2 separate regions of the Homo sapiens genome follow, and region 1 is linked to region 2. The links are chromatin loops, found by intact Hi-C in ENCODE. Cell type or tissue: K562. All regions are shown on one strand. Each heading gives the region's core, and the rest is flanking DNA. Links, peaks and the distances in the headings are about the cores only. Region 1 overlaps IGF2R (insulin like growth factor 2 receptor). Region 2 has its middle 7.9 kb from the start of IGF2R.

Region 1 (2,500 bases), core at 1-2,500, 140 kb before region 2:
GCTGCTCAGTGGGAAAAGGCACCCATGAAAGGTGCCGTTTAATGTTCTACTCATCTTTGGACACAAAGGACCACGGTCCTAGAAGCCGCAGGCACGGGTGATGTGCGAGGGCCTCGGCCTTGGTCAGACAGAAATGCAGGCATTTAAAAACCACAACGCTGGGGACTGCTTCCAGAGAGTTTTGGACTAAGAACCTCGAGCCTTCGCTGCTGTAGGGCTTAAAAACAAATAAATAAAACCCCACAAAACTGACCCCAAGATTAGCTATGGGAGGCATGCATCCACCCGCCCCACCTCGCCCTGCCACCCGCTTACCTCCTCTCCTTCTTGTAGAGCAACAGGGCCAGCAGGCAGCAGGTGAGCGCCACCAGCAGCAGGCTGAGCACCGCGCCGACTGCCTGGCTCCGTTCTGACAGCCCCTTGTGCATCTGCCCGTCGTCCCCGGGATTCTCGCTGTCAAAGCCCACCCTGCAAGGACGTCACAGAAAAGGAGCCGTGTCACAGGGTGGTCCTGCTGCCACAGCCACAACCTGAGACCTGAGTCCCCAAGGCAAGAGCAGCTCTGACTTTCCCAACACCATGTGATTCTTACTCCTGCCCAGAAAACAAGGCCACAAGTCCCACTCCACATGGAAGAGGGCTGCAAAAAGTTCCTGATGATGAGTTTGTGGCAGGGTTGTCAGAAAGCAGACAAGAAGGCACTGCTTCCAGCTCCATGAACTATCATTCACCCAAACACAGAGGAGACAGGCAGGAGGGACGCGGCCCCCTCTAGGTGGCCCAATCCACGGCAGGACTAGGCTGGGGCAGAGGCTGTCCCGAAGCACCACACTTCTCTCCAGGGTCAGAGCTCTTTCCTCTCAGAATTTCTTCTGGAAGCAGTGAGCGCAGCCCACCATGAGACACCATCTCCACACGAAAGGGGCCCAGGGGGCCTTAGAAACAGGCCAGGACGGGGCCCAGGGGCGGCCACAGACCAGGGTGGGGCCCAGGGAGCAGCAGAGCCCAGCACAGCCCCCGACGGGTCTCCTCTCTCCAAGCCTGCTCCATCCCAGGAGAAGGCTCTTGAGCACACCAGCTGCCTCACCAGCGGAGTTCACCATTCCCACCCAAGACCCACATGCACACTTGTGGGAAAAAGCAGTGCGTTTCCATGACATCGAACACTCAAGCAGAGTTGGGACAATAATAGAAAATGAGAAACAACCACGGAGACTTCCCTTTGCGCTTAGGGAGCAAGATGACACTCAAGAGTGTAACGACTTGACACTTCTAATCTCTCTGGCCCTCTGTCACTTGGGGCCACACACACAGGAACAGGATCACATAAACAGAAATTCCTCCTGTGCTGCTGGTGATAAGAGGCAACCCCAGCGGGGCGCATCTTGTGCTGCTGAAGATGCCGGCTGCTCAAAGAACTGAGGTTGAGGGCAACAGGCCAACCCGCGGCCCAGCCGCAAGGGCTGCCGCTCTCAAAGTTCAGCTTAAGCCAAACAATCTAAAACATCAGCAAGACAAGAAACCACAGGGACAGCCTGGCGTCCAGTTCTAGGTGGGCCTGCAAGGGTTGACCTCTGCTCAGAAAGAAGCACCACCACACTCCACAGACAGGTCTGAGAGCTATGCAGACCTCTCCCTCCAAGCCAGAAACCCACTCACCCAGAAGCAGCTCCAGCCACTCAGGACCACTCGAAATGCATCCAAGAGACACATCATCACTCAGTTCTAAGCGTATTTTACTTTCTACCTTTGATTTCTTCTTTGGACCATAGATTATTCAGAAGTGAGTTTTAGTCTTCAAACGTATTTCTATTTTTCAGTTGTTTGTTCTTGGTTCCTAACTTAATTGCATCATGTATGTAGTTAATTGCATCAGTCAGAAATCTGCTGACTTAGGCCGAGCACAGTGGCTCATGCCTGTAATCCCAGCACTCTAGGAGGCTGAGGCAGGTGGATCACCTGAGGTCAGGAGTTTGAGACCAGCCTGGCCAACATGGTGAAACCCCATCTCTACTAAAAATACAAAAATTAGCCAGGAGGTAGTGGCACACGCCCATAATCCCAGCTACTCAGGAGGCTGAGGCATGAGAATCACTTGAATCTGGGAAGCAGAGGTTGCAGTGAGCCAAGATCGCACCACTGCACTCCAGCCTGGGCAAAAGAGCAAGTCTCTGTCTCCAAAAAAAAAAAAAAAAAAAAAAAAAAAAAAAAAAAAAAAAAAAAAAAAAAAAAAAAAAAAAAAAAAAAAAAAAAAAAAAAAAAGGGAAATTGCTGACTTGCCTGCTTTGTGGTTAATTTTTGCTAAAGTTTTCTAAGTGTTTGATGTAAGCTTGGGCAAACAGTGTTCTCCCAACGCAGGGAACAGTGTTCTGCGCATGTCTATTAAATCTTGCTTTTCACTGTGCTGTCTCAATCTTCCAAAAAAAGCTTTACTCTTTGTCTACTCAACCCAGCAATCACTAGGCTTGTTTCTTGTGTGTGGTTTTGTCAATTTCTGCTT
Region 2 (14,373 bases), core at 355-2,854:
AAAGCTCATCTTTTTTAGTGCTTATTCCATACCAGACACTGCTAAGCATGTAAGCATGAATCTTTAAAAACCTATGAGATGGGAACCTACTTATAGATGAGGAATTGAGGCACAAGGATACTCAGTGACTTACTCAAAGACACTCTGGGATGTGGCAAAGCTGGAATTCAAACACATATAAATAATCATGACCCAATAATAGCTAACATTTCTTGAGCAAGTAATTATGTACGAAGTACTGAAGTGTTCGGACACTGTGATTTAGCTCATTTAATCCTAACAGTCCTGTAAGAGGGGGTGCCTTTATTGCATCCGTTTTGCAGATAAGGAAAGTGAGGAATGGAGAAATTAAATAACTAGTTAGTCTTGCAGCTAGTAAGTGAAAAAGCCCGGGTTTGAGCCCAAGCCAGTCACAGGCCTGTGACATAACCACCGTGCTATTAATATATTGCCCAAGAAAAGAAAGTGTTGTAGTGGGTCAAAGGGAGAGCTCAGGTGTAAACTGTGGACGTCGAAAAAGGGTTTGTGGTGACCGGGCGCGGTGGCTCGCGACTGTAAACCCAGCACTTTGGGAGGCCAAGGCGGGCGGATCACAAGGTCAGGAGATCGAGACCATCCTGGCTAACACAGTGAAATCCCATCTCTACTAAAAATACAAAAAATTAACCGGGCGTGGTGGCACACGCCTGTAGTCCCAGCTACTCGGGAGGCTGAGGCAGGAGAATCGCTTGAACCCAGGAGGCAGAGGTTGCAGTGAGCAGAGATCGTGCCACTGCACTCCAGCCTGGGAAACAGAGCGAGATTCCATCTCAAAAAAAAAAAAAAAGAAAAAGGGTTTGTGTTTTGCAACTCCAGTGTTATAATGGATACAGGCAAAGACCATCAGTAAATACTAAAACCATCTGGTGAAAAATTATTGTGAAGCGGAATATTCTCTTTGTCTCAAAGTATCACCTTCAAAGTATACTTCCTTAAAAAACACAAAATACCTCTTCACAATGGAAAGATCTGGTAGAACCACCTTAATCAAGTAATTAAAACTAGTATCACCAATTTTTAAAAAACTAGCATTTTCTGCTTTCTAAAGTGATGCAATAAAAAATGCTAAAGGGTAATATTTAAAAGATGGTATAATCATGACTCAGATGTAGAATGAACATGTATCAAAGGTATTCCTTAGCTCATTCATTAATGTGAGAACCGGTAACATGTCACAGCTGGTTCAAAGGAAAATCCAAGGAGAATCCAACAAATATTCAAGCAGTTAGGAATGCTGAAATAAGGTTGTCTATAGATGGAAAATTGGTCAGTAACCATAGGTCAAAAAACAGCTGCGTACGCAATAGACACAATTTGCATTTCTAAAGACAAAAATCGTGTATATTACCATCAGTAGTCTACAATTTACAGAGTTGTAAAATACCTCAAAGACAGTGGCAGACACAAGACCCCATAGAATCAGATAACCCAAAAGACTGTACTAAACAGCTAGCATTCCATTACAGTTGACCACTAATATTTTTGGTCCATTTCAAAGTCTTTCACAGTTATTCCCTACCGTACACACTATCACAAGTAGTCTTGCCAAGAAGTTCAACTTAATCTAATTGAGATAAAACAATCAAATTCAAACTGTGAAACATATGACAAGAAAACTGAACTGGACTATTGCAAAATATTAATGCGCTGAAAAAACAACTCTCCTCCAAAAAAAAAAAGAGAAAAAAAGTGGAAGTGCTACTCTAAATCCATGTAGCAAGCAATAACCTGTGGGTCAAATGTGGTAAGGCAGCTGTTTTGTAAATAAAGTTTTGTGGGAATACGGCCACACCCATGTGTTTATGTATTATCTAGGGCTGCTTTTGCCTGCAATGACACAGTTGAGTCGTTGCAACAGAGACTGTATGACCTGAAAATGCTAACATATTTTACCATATGGCCCTCCGCAGAAAAAGCTTGCCAACCTCTGTTCTAGATCAGTGGTTTTCAAAAGTGCGGTCCTTAGACAAGCAACTTTTGTGTCACCTACCAGCTTGTTAGAAATGCCATTTCATGGGTCCTGCCTCAACCTATTGAATGAAAATCTCTGGAGATGGGCACCAGGAGATTGCTCTAGCAAGCTCTCCAGGAGATTCTCATACACATGGAAGTTTGGCACCGGGAGATTGCTCTAGCAAGCTCTCCAGGAGATTCTCATACACGTGGAAGTTTGGCACCAGGAGATTGCTCTAGCAAGCTCTCCAGGAGATTCTCATAAACGTGGAAGTTTGGCACCAGGAGATTGCTCTAGCAAGCTCTCCAGGAGATTCTCATACACATGGAAGTTTGAGAACCATTGTCCTAAATTAAAGGAGACTAAAAAGGCATGACAAAATGCAATGCGTGATTCTTACTTGGAGCCTAGACCCAAAAATAGGAAGGTATAAGGGACATTTGGAGACCACTGGAAAATTTTTAATGTAAATCCTATATAAGGGACTTTAAAGCAGCAGTCCCCAACCTTTTGGCACCAGGCACCAATTTCGTGGAAGACAATTTTTCCATGGATGGTGGAGGGCTGTTGTGGGGGATGTTTCATCAGGCATCACAAGGACAGTCCACCCTAGACCCCTCTCATGCACAATAGGGTTTGCACCACCACTTATCTGACAGGAGGCGGAGCTCAGCGGTAATGCCCTCGTTCTCCTGCTGTGCGGCCAGGTTCCTAACAGGCCACAGACCAGTACAAGTCCATGGCCCGGAGGGTTGGGGGACTCCTGCTGTAAAGTCAAATACTGCAGGGCATAATTCTCCTGTATTTCATTTAAATTTTCTGAAAAACCTTTGAGGAAGCAGAGACTCACAGATATCAGCCTAAGACCCCCTGTTATAGGCTGAATTGTGTCCCCTAAAAGAATACGTTGAACTCATAACCCCCAGTACTTCAAGTGTGACCTTATTTGAAAATAGGGTCATTCCTTATGGATAAATTATGATGAGGTTATACTAGAGTAGGGTGGGTTCTTAATCCAGTATGACTGGTGTACTTTCAAGAAGTGGGCAAGAAACACACAAGGAGAAGGCAGCCATATGAGAATGGAGGTGCTATGCATCTACAAGCCAAGGAACACCAAGGATTGCCAGCAACACCAGAAGCTGGGACAAAGGCATGGAACAGATTCTCCCCTAGAGCCTTCAGAGGGAGCGTGACCCTGCCAATGCCTTGGTTTTGGACTTCCGGCCTCCAGAACTGTGTGAGACAATTTCTGTCATTTTAAGCCACCCAGAGGTACTTTGTTATGGCAGCCTAAGAACACAAATAGCCAAGAACACAAATGTCCCTCAAATGATAGGACAGATCCAGGCTTGGCATCCAGGTGCTCCAACCACCGCCCTGTTGTGAGGACCCAATCTTCCTGCATCTGACTTTGGAAACACAAGCTCAAATGACAGACCAAGGGCAGAAAGAGCAGCTACTGAGGATGTCCCTGCATGATGTCAAGAGCAATAGCAGGGACAGGTAACACTAATAGCTGCCCCTTTGGAACACAAACCATGAGCTATCAAACTGATGGCATGCACACATTGTTCTGAAACTCAAACAGAATCTCACCCCAAAGATCCAGGAACTTTTTAGAACACCCAGAAAGGAACATGATTCTACCAAAAGACCCTCAAAACACACAGTGATTCATTTTAGGCTTCTTGATTTCTAAGATCATAAACTGCCAAGAAAAAATGTACAGTAAATAATATTGAATCAATGTTAAATTTCATAAGATAAAGCTACTGTGATTACATAGGACGATGTGCTTGTTCTTATGTGATACATGCTGAAAGTGAAGTGTCATGATGTTGGCAACTTTCAAATGATTTCAGGGGAAAAAAAGAATATATGTATGAATAGCAAGCAGAGGTTAAAAATATTAACAGTCACAAATGTAGTGAAGAATATATCAGTGCTCTTGTACTATTCTTTCAACTTTTCTATAGGTTTGACATTTTTCAAAATGAGAATTGGGAAAGAGATCTCATCATGAAAGAGATTGCTTTTGAGTGAATCTGGAAGAATGGGGGAAATTTAGGGAAAGGACATTGTAGGCACAAAGAACAGCAAGTGCAAGGCCATGGTAAAATACAGAAGCTGTATTTGCTGTACAAGGCCTTTTGCTTAAGCAAAAGTCACATGGGAATAAAGAAAAACTACTTTTGGCCAAAAACTGTGCTAGATCCTGGGCTCATAAAATATAATCCCTCCCTCAAGGAGCTCGCAGTTTAGGACGTAGTCAATTTTTATATAAGTTTGAAAATTTTTATTGTGCCCAGCTCCTAGAGGATCTTAAATGGTCATCTAATAAGCTTAGATTTGGCTGGATATGAAGTAGGGAACAATAACAGCAGATACAATAATACATACTGAAGGCTCACTGTCAATACCATTCCTGTATTATATCATTTACTGTTAATACCAATCCCACCAAATAGGTAATTTTATTACCCTCCTTGAAAAGATGAGCAATTCAGTCATAAAGAAATTATATACCTTGCCCAAGGTCATGCAGTTGGTAAGTGACAGCGCTTGGATGTGAGCTGTATGATCTGGGACCAAAGCCCATGCAGTTAACTCATCAACTGCCTCCTCATTGAGAGATTTGGAGAAAGAGAGATGTTCACGGTGACACATCAGGAAAATCCATCTGGTTTTAAGATAGACTGGAAGCTAATTTATTAAAAGTATCACAATTAAGGTGACAAATTCGACAGCAGAAAGCCTTGTGTCCTTCAAAAACACCCAGTTCCCAGTTAGTTAACACCTGGCCAGGTAACTATCAAAGATAATGCCCTAAGGCTTTGGCATGGGAATTTAGAGGGGAATAGGGTTAGAGGCATGAGGCAGGTGTGGTTGGCTGCCTTCCTGCAGGCATCTCATGCCCTTGATTGCTGGCAAAGCCCACCTCCACCAGAGGCTGTGGGTGTGAGATTCTCACTTCCCAGACATTCTTACAGCCAGAGCAAGGGCGTATGACCCAGTCCTGATGATGGAACTCGATGGGAAGTCTCCTGAGATCTTCTGCAAAATGCTTTCTCTCCAATAAAAAGAGTTGCAAAACAGAAATCCCTTCCCCTTTTGTGTTTTTTTGTTGTCTGGATGCAGTAATTTCTATATGAAACTGCTGTCCCCTCATAACTGTGAGGGAAAATGTGGCCAACACAGTGGGAACAAGACGGAAGACATCAGGATCCTGAATGACACTGGTCCACTTCACCAAAACTCTTGTATCCGATCTTTTGTTTTGTGATAGAATAAATAAATATGCCTAAGCCAAGTGCATGTGTTATTAATGTATTGCCTCTCTGCTTTGAATGCATCTTCTAGTATATGCTCTGTGATAAAGGAATCCATTTAAGCAGTTCTCCTTTCAACTAAATGACATTAAGCTTTCTGAGCAGAGGACACTGGAGGCAAACTGCAGAAGAGATTCTCCTGCTGTTCCCAGGACATCCATACCATGAGGTGCTGACCACCTGCTCCCCAACTTGCATACTAGTGCAGGCCAGCTCCAGCCTGGCCAGTCTGCTATCCAATAAATGGAAACAAACCTTTTCCCATGAAATCTGAATGCCTTCAGATCTGAAGGCTTGTCATTCCTTGAGTCCTCTCCGTCAGCCTGAGGGACTATGTAGAGTTTTCTTACATCTTACAGTTACTCCTTCATCATAGTTAGTAATTATTTATATTAAGACTCCCCTGTTTCTACCTCCTGATTGGCCCCAAAATGCCACACCATGATTAGCTAACTTTTGTATTTCTTGCAGCCAAAATCATACCAACTGACCCAATGCAGCACTTAGCAACCTGTTGGGTAGGACAGACAGGAAAGAAAGAGTCAATGATGATCAACGCTTGTAGACAGGTAGATTGGTTCCAGAGAACAGAGAAAACAGAAGAGAAATGAATCTGAGGAGCAAGACGCTAAGTATCTTTTTGTGCAATAGCAAGTCTAGGTATTCAGAGGTGACCACTAGACAACTGGTAATGCAACACTGAACACAGGCAGGAAGCCTGCATTGAATGTAATTATGGGGAGGCACTTGCAAAGATGGGAGAGTTGACTTGGGAGGAAGGTGATGAGAAGGATAACAAGACATTGGCATAGTGAAAGAAATTGCCAGGGAGAGAACAAAAGAGAAAATAGGCTCTTAGTATTAACTGTCTATCAGTGTGTAATAAATTACCCTCAAATCCAGTGGTGTAACACAACAACCATCATTTATTAATTCTCACTAGTGAGAATTAATGGGGTCAGGAATTTAGACAGGGTCCAGTCGGAATGGCTCATTTCTGTTTTAAGACTTCTGGGCCCTCAGCTTTAAGACTTGAAGGATGGAAACTGGTATCATCTGAAAGATTTTCACTTGCACATTTGATGGTTGGTGCTGGCTGTCAGCTGAGACCTTAGCTGGAATGCCTGCATATAGCCTCCACATGTGGCCGGAGTTTCTTCAGCTGTGGTAGCTGGGTTCCAAGTCAAGCAAAAGGAGAGAGAAGGAAGAGTAAGCGAGGTGGAAGCTACATCCTTCTTATGACTCATTCTTGGATCACAGGACACCAATTTTGCCATTGTGATCAGGACAGTCACCAAGCCCTACCCAGCTTCAAAAAGAGGAAACCTAGACTCTAGCTCTCAATGGGGGAGGGCTACTCACATCATAAGAAGAACATGTGAAACAGAATAAATATCCAGGTGTGGCTATCTTTGGAAAGCACAACTTGCCACACTTGAAGAGCACCACAGTTATGATTAAGAGAAAATTCTCTAGAAAAGGAGCAGAGACATAGAAAGAGAACCAAGGGGATTTACAGGAGCCAAGAGGAAAGAGAAAGTTTTGGTGAATTACCATTTGGAGACTGTGTGGAGCTCAGTTATGAGAAGCACATGTGGAAATGATGGTGGTGGCAGTGATGTGAACAATACCACCAAAAATATCACTTTTAGGTTGGTGTTTACAAGAAAAGTCCCCAGATTAATTACAGACATTCATTACTTAAGTTCTCCAGCTGGGGAGCCAAGACCGCCTCGTGTAAGTGAGAAGACAGGGAAATGTACGGTGTCCTTTTAAACAAACCATTATCTAACTCAAGTTGTGTGCCTCAGTTTCCTTATTTTTAAAGTTCCATACCAGCCGAGTCAAAGAGCTCAGAATAAATAAAACCCATTAGATCCGTATTTGAAAGATTTAGTTTAAGTTCTCTCACGAAACTACAAGAACAAGGTGGCTTATCGAACCACCACCTTTCTCTCTTCTACTTGCACTCTGCAAAAGGCACAGTTCAAAGAGAAGACAGTAAAGTGAGTTCAACAAACATATACTGAATACTTATTTTTAATTGATACATGCTATGTTCATATGTTAAGTTGCTAACATATGAACTCTCCCAAAGTTCATATGTTGGAAACTTAAACCACAATACGATAGTGTTGGGAGATGGGGCCTAATGAGAGGTGTTTAGGTCATGAGGCTGTCACCCTCATGAATGGAATAACACCAATTATAAAAGGGCTAGAGGCTGCAAGTTTGGCCTCTTAATCTTTTGCGCTCACTCTCTCTTGCTTTTCTGCCTTAAGCCGTGGGATGATGCAGTAAGAGGGCCCTCACCCGATGCTGGCACCATGCTCTTGGACTTCACGGCCTCCAGGACTGTAAGCTAATACATTTCTGTTCTTTATAAATGACCCAGTCTCGGGTATTCTGTTATAGCTCCACAAACAGACTAAGACAATAATATACTTGGCACTAGGGATGCAAAGACAAGAAGGCACAGGAATACAAAGACAAGGGATGCATAATCCCTCCCTGGAGGGACTGACAGTTTTAAAAAGAGAGACAAATAGATTATTTATAACTCAGCGTGATGAGTAGGTTGATAATTAAGGGAAACAGAGAACACCTCTAATTCTAACTCAGTCTGGAGGAATCTGAGAGGAATTCCCAAAGCAAATGATTTAAGCTGAGTCTTGTAAGGGGGAGTGTTTGGCAAAGGTCGGGGGCGGGGTAGGGAACTTAGTTTTAAAAAAAACAGCATGAAAATGAGAGGAAGCTTGCCTTGGAATGGGGCCTGTGACAGATTCTGGGAAATGTGTCTGGTTCTTTGTGGCTAAAATACAAGTAAAAGTGAAACAGTTAGGGAGATGGAGCTAGTGAGGGAAGCACAGGGCAGGTTTTAAGGAACTTTGTGCTTTGCTAAAGATAAATGAAACTTGAGAGGCTTTTTAGCTGAGTAATCACATGATCCAGTTTTCATTTTAGGCAGATCACACTGACCACCATGTGCCGGACAGATGTGGGGAGTAGTGAGGGGATTACTAGAGGTAGGGATTCAAGATATGTGGGCTGATAGACTGTGCCATAACCCAGGTGGTATGGGTTCAATTGTGACCACTCCCCCCAAGATGTTGAGGTCTTAATCTCTAGTAACCCAGAATGTGACCTTATTTGGAAATGGGGTTGTTACACATGTAATAGTTCAGATGAGGTGATTCTAGAGAGGGTCCTTAATCCCACATAACAGGTGTCCCTATAAAAAGAGCATCACGTAATGAGGCGGGCACGTGCACAGGGAGAGTGCCATGTGAAGACTGGAGTTGGGCTTGCACAAGCCAAGGAACTCCTGGGATCCAGGAGAGAGGCCTGGAGCAAATTCTTCCCCTTCAGAGGAAGCATGGCCCTACTCAGACCTTGATTTTGGACTTCCGCCTCTAGACCTGTGAGACAATAAATGTCAGTTGTTCAAAGCCACCCAGTTCGTGGCACATTGTTGCAGCAGCCGTGGGAAATGGGTGCAGCTGGGGAGAAATGATGAATGCCCAGTGAAGGAGAGGTAGCAGCAATGGGACAGAGAACAGCAAGAGGAACTTGCCAGGACCCCAGCATTGATGATGGTAGAGGTGGGGAGAAAGAGGAATTAGGATGACTCTCAGGTTTCTGGCACCATGACTATTTGGTGATGCCATCCTCTGAAAAAGAGGAAATGGCCCCAGAGTGCAAGCTCTATTACTGTGTTTTGCTCAATGCTGGATCCTAGTACCTAAAACAAATATTTATTGAATGAATGAAAAATGACTAAAAGAAGGAAAAGAGGAAGAATATCTTTTTCATATCCATAATACACACATAGATCTTTTCTTTCCCCTTTCCTTACCAAATTTTAAAGTTCCATGTAATTTTTTTCTGTATAGCCTTATTTGCAATGTTCTCTATTGTCCAGCTTTTATCCCTCATATTTATTACTTCCTCCCTCTAAGGTGCATATTTTTAGTAAAAAAATAGAACCCTTGATCCCTTAAAGAAAATGTGCTTATAGATACCACCACAGTGCCAAGCACCTAGTAAGTGCTCAATAAAAGCTACCTATTGTTACTGTTATCAGAAGAATTGAACATGTGCTATTCTGAAATATCTGGGACTCTTTTTTTTCCCCTTCTTTTCCCTTCATTTGACATCTTTTTAGCCTCCTTTTTTGTCCTTCATTTCATCCCTAACTTCCTTCTGACCTGCCTGCCTCTTTCTTCCACCATCACTTTTGACCAAAAATGAAAGAAAAAGAGTATCATGTGACGAGGCAAGCATGTCAGTATTAGTTACCTATGGCAGCATAACAAATTACCCCCAAAACATGACGACTAAAAATAACAATAAGCACTTATTATCTCTCACACCATCTTTGGTGAGCCAAGGTTGCCATCATCTGAAGGCTTGACTAGGGCTGAAGGGACTGCTTCCCATGAACTCAGTCACATGGCTGGCAAGTTACTGAATCTGCTGGTGGGGGGCCTTGGTGCCTCTCCAAGGGGGCTCTCCACAGGGCTGCCTGAGCACCCTCACAGCACGGCGACTGAATTTCCCCAGAGCAAGCAAGTCAGGAAACCAAGGTAGACTCTGTGATGCCTTTTAAGACATTGCACGCCATCATGCCAGCCATATTCTATTGGTCATAGACCAACTCTTAGATGATGTAGGAGGAAACTCTATGGGGGTATGAATTCTAGAAGGCTAGAGGGACTTGGGCCACCTTGGAGACAAACTACTGCAGAAAGATGAGGGGTAGGTGAGGGGCTGAAGAAGTACACTTGGGGAGCAGGGATTGACTGCATAATAAAGGAAAAACAGATATTACAGGTGTGTCCTTTTTTGTGAATACTATGTTCATTTCATGTTCTTCATTTTAAAAACTTTCTGTGAATTAAACTCATCAAAGTAAACATGAATCAACATTTCAATCTATGTGAAGTTATCTGTTGAAAATCTGTAATTTCAGCAGGGCATGGTGGCTTATGCCTATAATCCCAGCACTTTGGGAGGCCGAGGTGGGCAGATCACCTGAGGTCAGGAGTTCAAGACCAGCCTGGACAACATAGCGAAACCCCTACTAAAAAGACAAAAATTAGCCGGGCATGGTGGTGTGTGCCTGTAATCCCACCTACTGGGAGGCTGAGGCAGGAGAATCGCTTGAACCCGGGAGGCAGAGGTTGCATTGAGCCAAGATTGCACCACTGCACTCCAGCCTGGATGACAGAGTAAGACTCTGCCTCAAAAAAAAAAAAGAAAGAAAGAAAGAAAATGTGTAATTTCATGCCAGTGCTTATTAAAATTTTTAAATCTTATTCCAGTTGATGTTTGTGTGTCTTTTAAAAATGGAGCGTCCAGTGTTTTATGATAAATTATAAAATATCCTTTTCATTTTCTCATGCCCCTCCTTATCCCTCTATCCACATTAGCATGTAGAATTTCAGTTCCTAAGAACTAAATTCGTCACTATGGACATATTAATTTCAGCAGGCCTACGTCAGTGTTGCTCTGTGTAAAAGGCAGCATTGGCACACATCACAAAACATGCAAGCCTATCCCAAGAAATTCTCCCAGTGGAGCTGGTAGCAGAGAGAGCTTTGGGCCTCTGGCTTAGACTGTAGCCTCTGCCTACCAGCTCTTTGACGCTGGACAGGTTGTTTAACCTCAACTCCACTTTCTTCATCTCGAACAACGGTCAACAAACTTTCTGTAGAGGGACAGATAATACACATGTTAGGCTTTGTGAACCATATGGTCTCTGTCACAACCAGTCAATCTGTGATCCTAGCACAAAAACAGGTATAAACAATACATAATCATATGAATGTGGCTGTGTTCCAATAAAATTTTATTTACAAAACAGGCAGCTGGCCAGATTTGGTGCAAAGGCTACAACTTGCCAACCTCTGATCTAGAAAATGACATATGTAGAGGACATTGTAGCTGACTGCTCAATATCTATTTACCCCAACTAATGAGTCTAAGCCAATCAAGATGTCTATCCCCTGGGCCATATTAGTATAGAAACAGGCCTGCCTAAGCCATTCTGTGCCCATGAGACATGAGCAGAGGATTACTGGTGGCTTCTGGGAAATCAGCGTCCTGGCTCTTAAGAAAATGCTGCTTCACAAAGCTGGCCTCTCTCTAAGCTGGGCCTGGACAAGGAAGCAGATAGGCCCAGCTAGGACTAGCTCTATACTACCAGCCTTAGGACAAATCTGATGGCGAGAATGGCAGAGAGGAATCTTCCTCTGGAATTCTTATGTAAGCTAAAAAATTTTCCAGCTTCTCTTTATTAACTCTGAATTGGGTCATCTGTTATTTTGGCTAAAGGCATCCTAAGTGAAAACCTTATTCCAAGGGTAGTTATGAGATCTAAATGGAAAAATTTGTGTGATCATGGCATGCAAGTTATAAAACTCTACCAGTACAACTCAGTAATAGTGAAATAATCGCCAACTACCTCCCAAGTCGTCCCTGGGTCTCAGTCAAATTAACTGTATGTATGCACATGCCTTTGATACACATATTCCATTGAAAGTGAAAACGCTTCATCCTCCTTAATAATCAAAAAAGATCACAAACTATCACTTCTCTTAGCTAGAGTTTCCCAACCCACATAAGATAAAACTCAGGGGAAAGAAAACAACAGTAATTATTAACCTGTGAAAGTGATGAAGTAGCAGTATCCTAATGACCCCTGCAGGGGTAGGTGAAGGGCCATACAGGGCAGTTTCTCTTCCTTTCTTTCTTTCCTTCCTTCCTTCCCTCCATCCCTCCTTCCCTCCCTCCCTCACTCACTCCCTTCTTTCCTTCCTTCCTTCCTTCCCTCTTTCCTTCCTTCCCTTTTTCCTTCCTTCCTTCTCTCTTTTCTTCCTTCCCTTTTTCCTTCCTTCCTCCTCTCTTTTCTTCCTTCTTTCCTTCCTTCCTTCTTTCCTTCCTTTCTCCTTTTCTTCTCTTTATTTTCCATCCTTCTTTCCTTCCTTTCTCCCTTCCTAACTTTCTCCTTTTCTTTTCTTTCTCTTTCTTCCTTCCTTCCTTTTTTTCTTTTTTCCTCCCTTCCTTCCTCCTTTCTTCCTTGCTTCCATTCTCCCTTCCTTCCTACCTTTTTATGTTTCTTTTCTGGAAAATAGCAATTGGTAAAGTTCGGTTCGAGGAATGTGGGCCTGGAATCAAAAATAGGTCTTCTGTGACTTTCCAACTTCTGCTTCTGAGTAAATCATTGCATACTGGGTATTACTAGTCCTCATAAGTAATATTCCGCAGTATCAAGAAAGGTATAAATAAGGATTTGTGATTACTTATGAAAATCGAAAAGTGTCTAAAACCTTGTAAAGTTACAGCACTCATAGTCTTTTTCTCTTTCTCTTATTTTCTCTTCTTGGGGAGGTTTAGTAGGATCAGTAGTATTTGTTTTTCTATTTCTTTTTTATCTTTCCATGATGACCCAGTTCTGTGGTGATTTAAAATTTGAAACAAATAAATCAGTTAATCCAATATTATATTTCATAACTTGTGTTGCTTGCAACTATGTTGTATGTACAGCCTACCAGAGATGGATGATGAATTGCAGCTCTAACTTGAAAGTCCCCACTTTGGACTGTGTCTTGGATTGAGAGATTGACAATCAACTCTCCCCACAACGCTGTAAGGTATTATTCCCTTAATTTCACACATAAACAAATTGAGGTTCCAAGCAGCTAAGCAACTTGCCTAAGGTTATAGAACAAGGAAGTAGAGGGGCCTGGACTGAGATCCAGGTCCGCAAGACATCAAAGGCCTTTACAGAGAGGACCACTCAGTGTGGAAACAATGGGAAGTGTGTATCTGTCAGGAGTTTGTGCTTATCCAGTGCTAATGGCCGCGGCATTGAGTTCAAGGGTGGGACATGCCACTCTTGGGGAGGTATGCAGGGCCCTGGGGAGGTACACATTGGACCATGAGTGAGCAAAGAGACAGCAAGCCGTCTGCCAGGGAGAGGGGTGAACTCAAGCTAGGATCAGCAACCTGGAAATGTCACAGCTGCTTTTGCACCCGGGGAAGTCATAATGGGCTCCAGTTCACACGTTTGATTAATGACAGAACTGGGACCCAGGGGAATCCTAGTTTCTGATGCCAATTCCATTCTTTCCCATAAACCAACTATCTTTCCTTCAAGCCCAGCACAAAACTGTCCTTCTCCAAGACACCTGGCTTGCCCCACTTAGGCCCTAGGGACTGCTATTCCAAATGCCAGGGATACACCTTAGCTCTGACTCTCATTTGGCACTTACTGTATACCAGCTTGCATCACTAGGCAGTTTTCCATTTTTTGCATTTATTTCAGTGTGCTCAAAGGCAGGGGCTACATTTTATATTCTTTTTGGTCCCTACATCATATTATTTTGTGTGTCTTCCCCAGGACCTAGTACAAGGCCAAGCATGTAACAACATTCATGTGCTAGATGTTTGAGTTTTTAAAATATATTTTTAAAAGTTACTATTATTATTTTTTAGAGAGAGTCTCAGTCTGTCACCCAGGCTGGAAGGCTGTGGTGCAATCATAGCTCACTGCAGCCTCAAACTCCTTGGCTCAAGGTATCCTCTCACCTCAGCCTCCCAAGTAGCTGAAATTACAGTTGTGTGCCACCACGCCCAGCTAATTTTTTTTTTCTTTCAGAGATGGCATTTCACTATGTTGCCCAGCCTGGAGTGCTGGATGCTGACTGACATAGGAAAGTGTGCTCTGGGGACCCTCAGGGGCCATGGGACCCTTTCAAAGCATCTGTGAGGTCAAAGCTATTTTTATAATACTGCAAGACACCTTTCGCTTTCTTCACTGTCATTTGCACGTATGTGAGCAGTGTTGTTTCCCAGAGGCAATCTGATGTGTAATGATGTCACCTCTCCGCTAATGGCACACAGGCTTGAGTATTCCTGTGTGTTTATATTTTCTCCATTATAATCTTGACTATGGTAAATATCAACAGATACAACTCACATTTTAAAAAATCTCTTTGATTTTAAGAGTGCAAAGTGGTGCTGAAACCAAAAGGTTTGGGAACC

Evidence for each region. Peaks named below come from ENCODE experiments on the same cell type or tissue, not always from the same donor. Only the 100,000 strongest peaks of a DNase experiment are listed, where the experiment ranks them.
Region 1: it touches region 2 in a loop (6-fold over the local background); 2 of 110 quality-filtered maps call a loop at or near these places.

Annotation. Positions count from the first base shown.
Region 1 is chr6:160,100,487-160,102,986 of GRCh38, reverse strand. IGF2R (insulin like growth factor 2 receptor) reads right to left here. Exons shown (of 48, transcript NM_000876.4): 46 at 316-468. Among named protein-coding and RNA genes, the nearest start is that of SLC22A1, 20 kb to the left of the region's middle. In K562, for the core only: no CTCF peak of the experiment used is centred there; a DNase peak (open chromatin) is centred at 1,346.
Region 2 is chr6:159,953,954-159,968,326 of GRCh38, reverse strand. No RefSeq gene overlaps it. Among named protein-coding and RNA genes, the nearest start is that of IGF2R, 7.9 kb to the left of the region's middle. In K562, for the core only: a CTCF peak has its summit at 1,819; no DNase peak of the experiment used is centred there.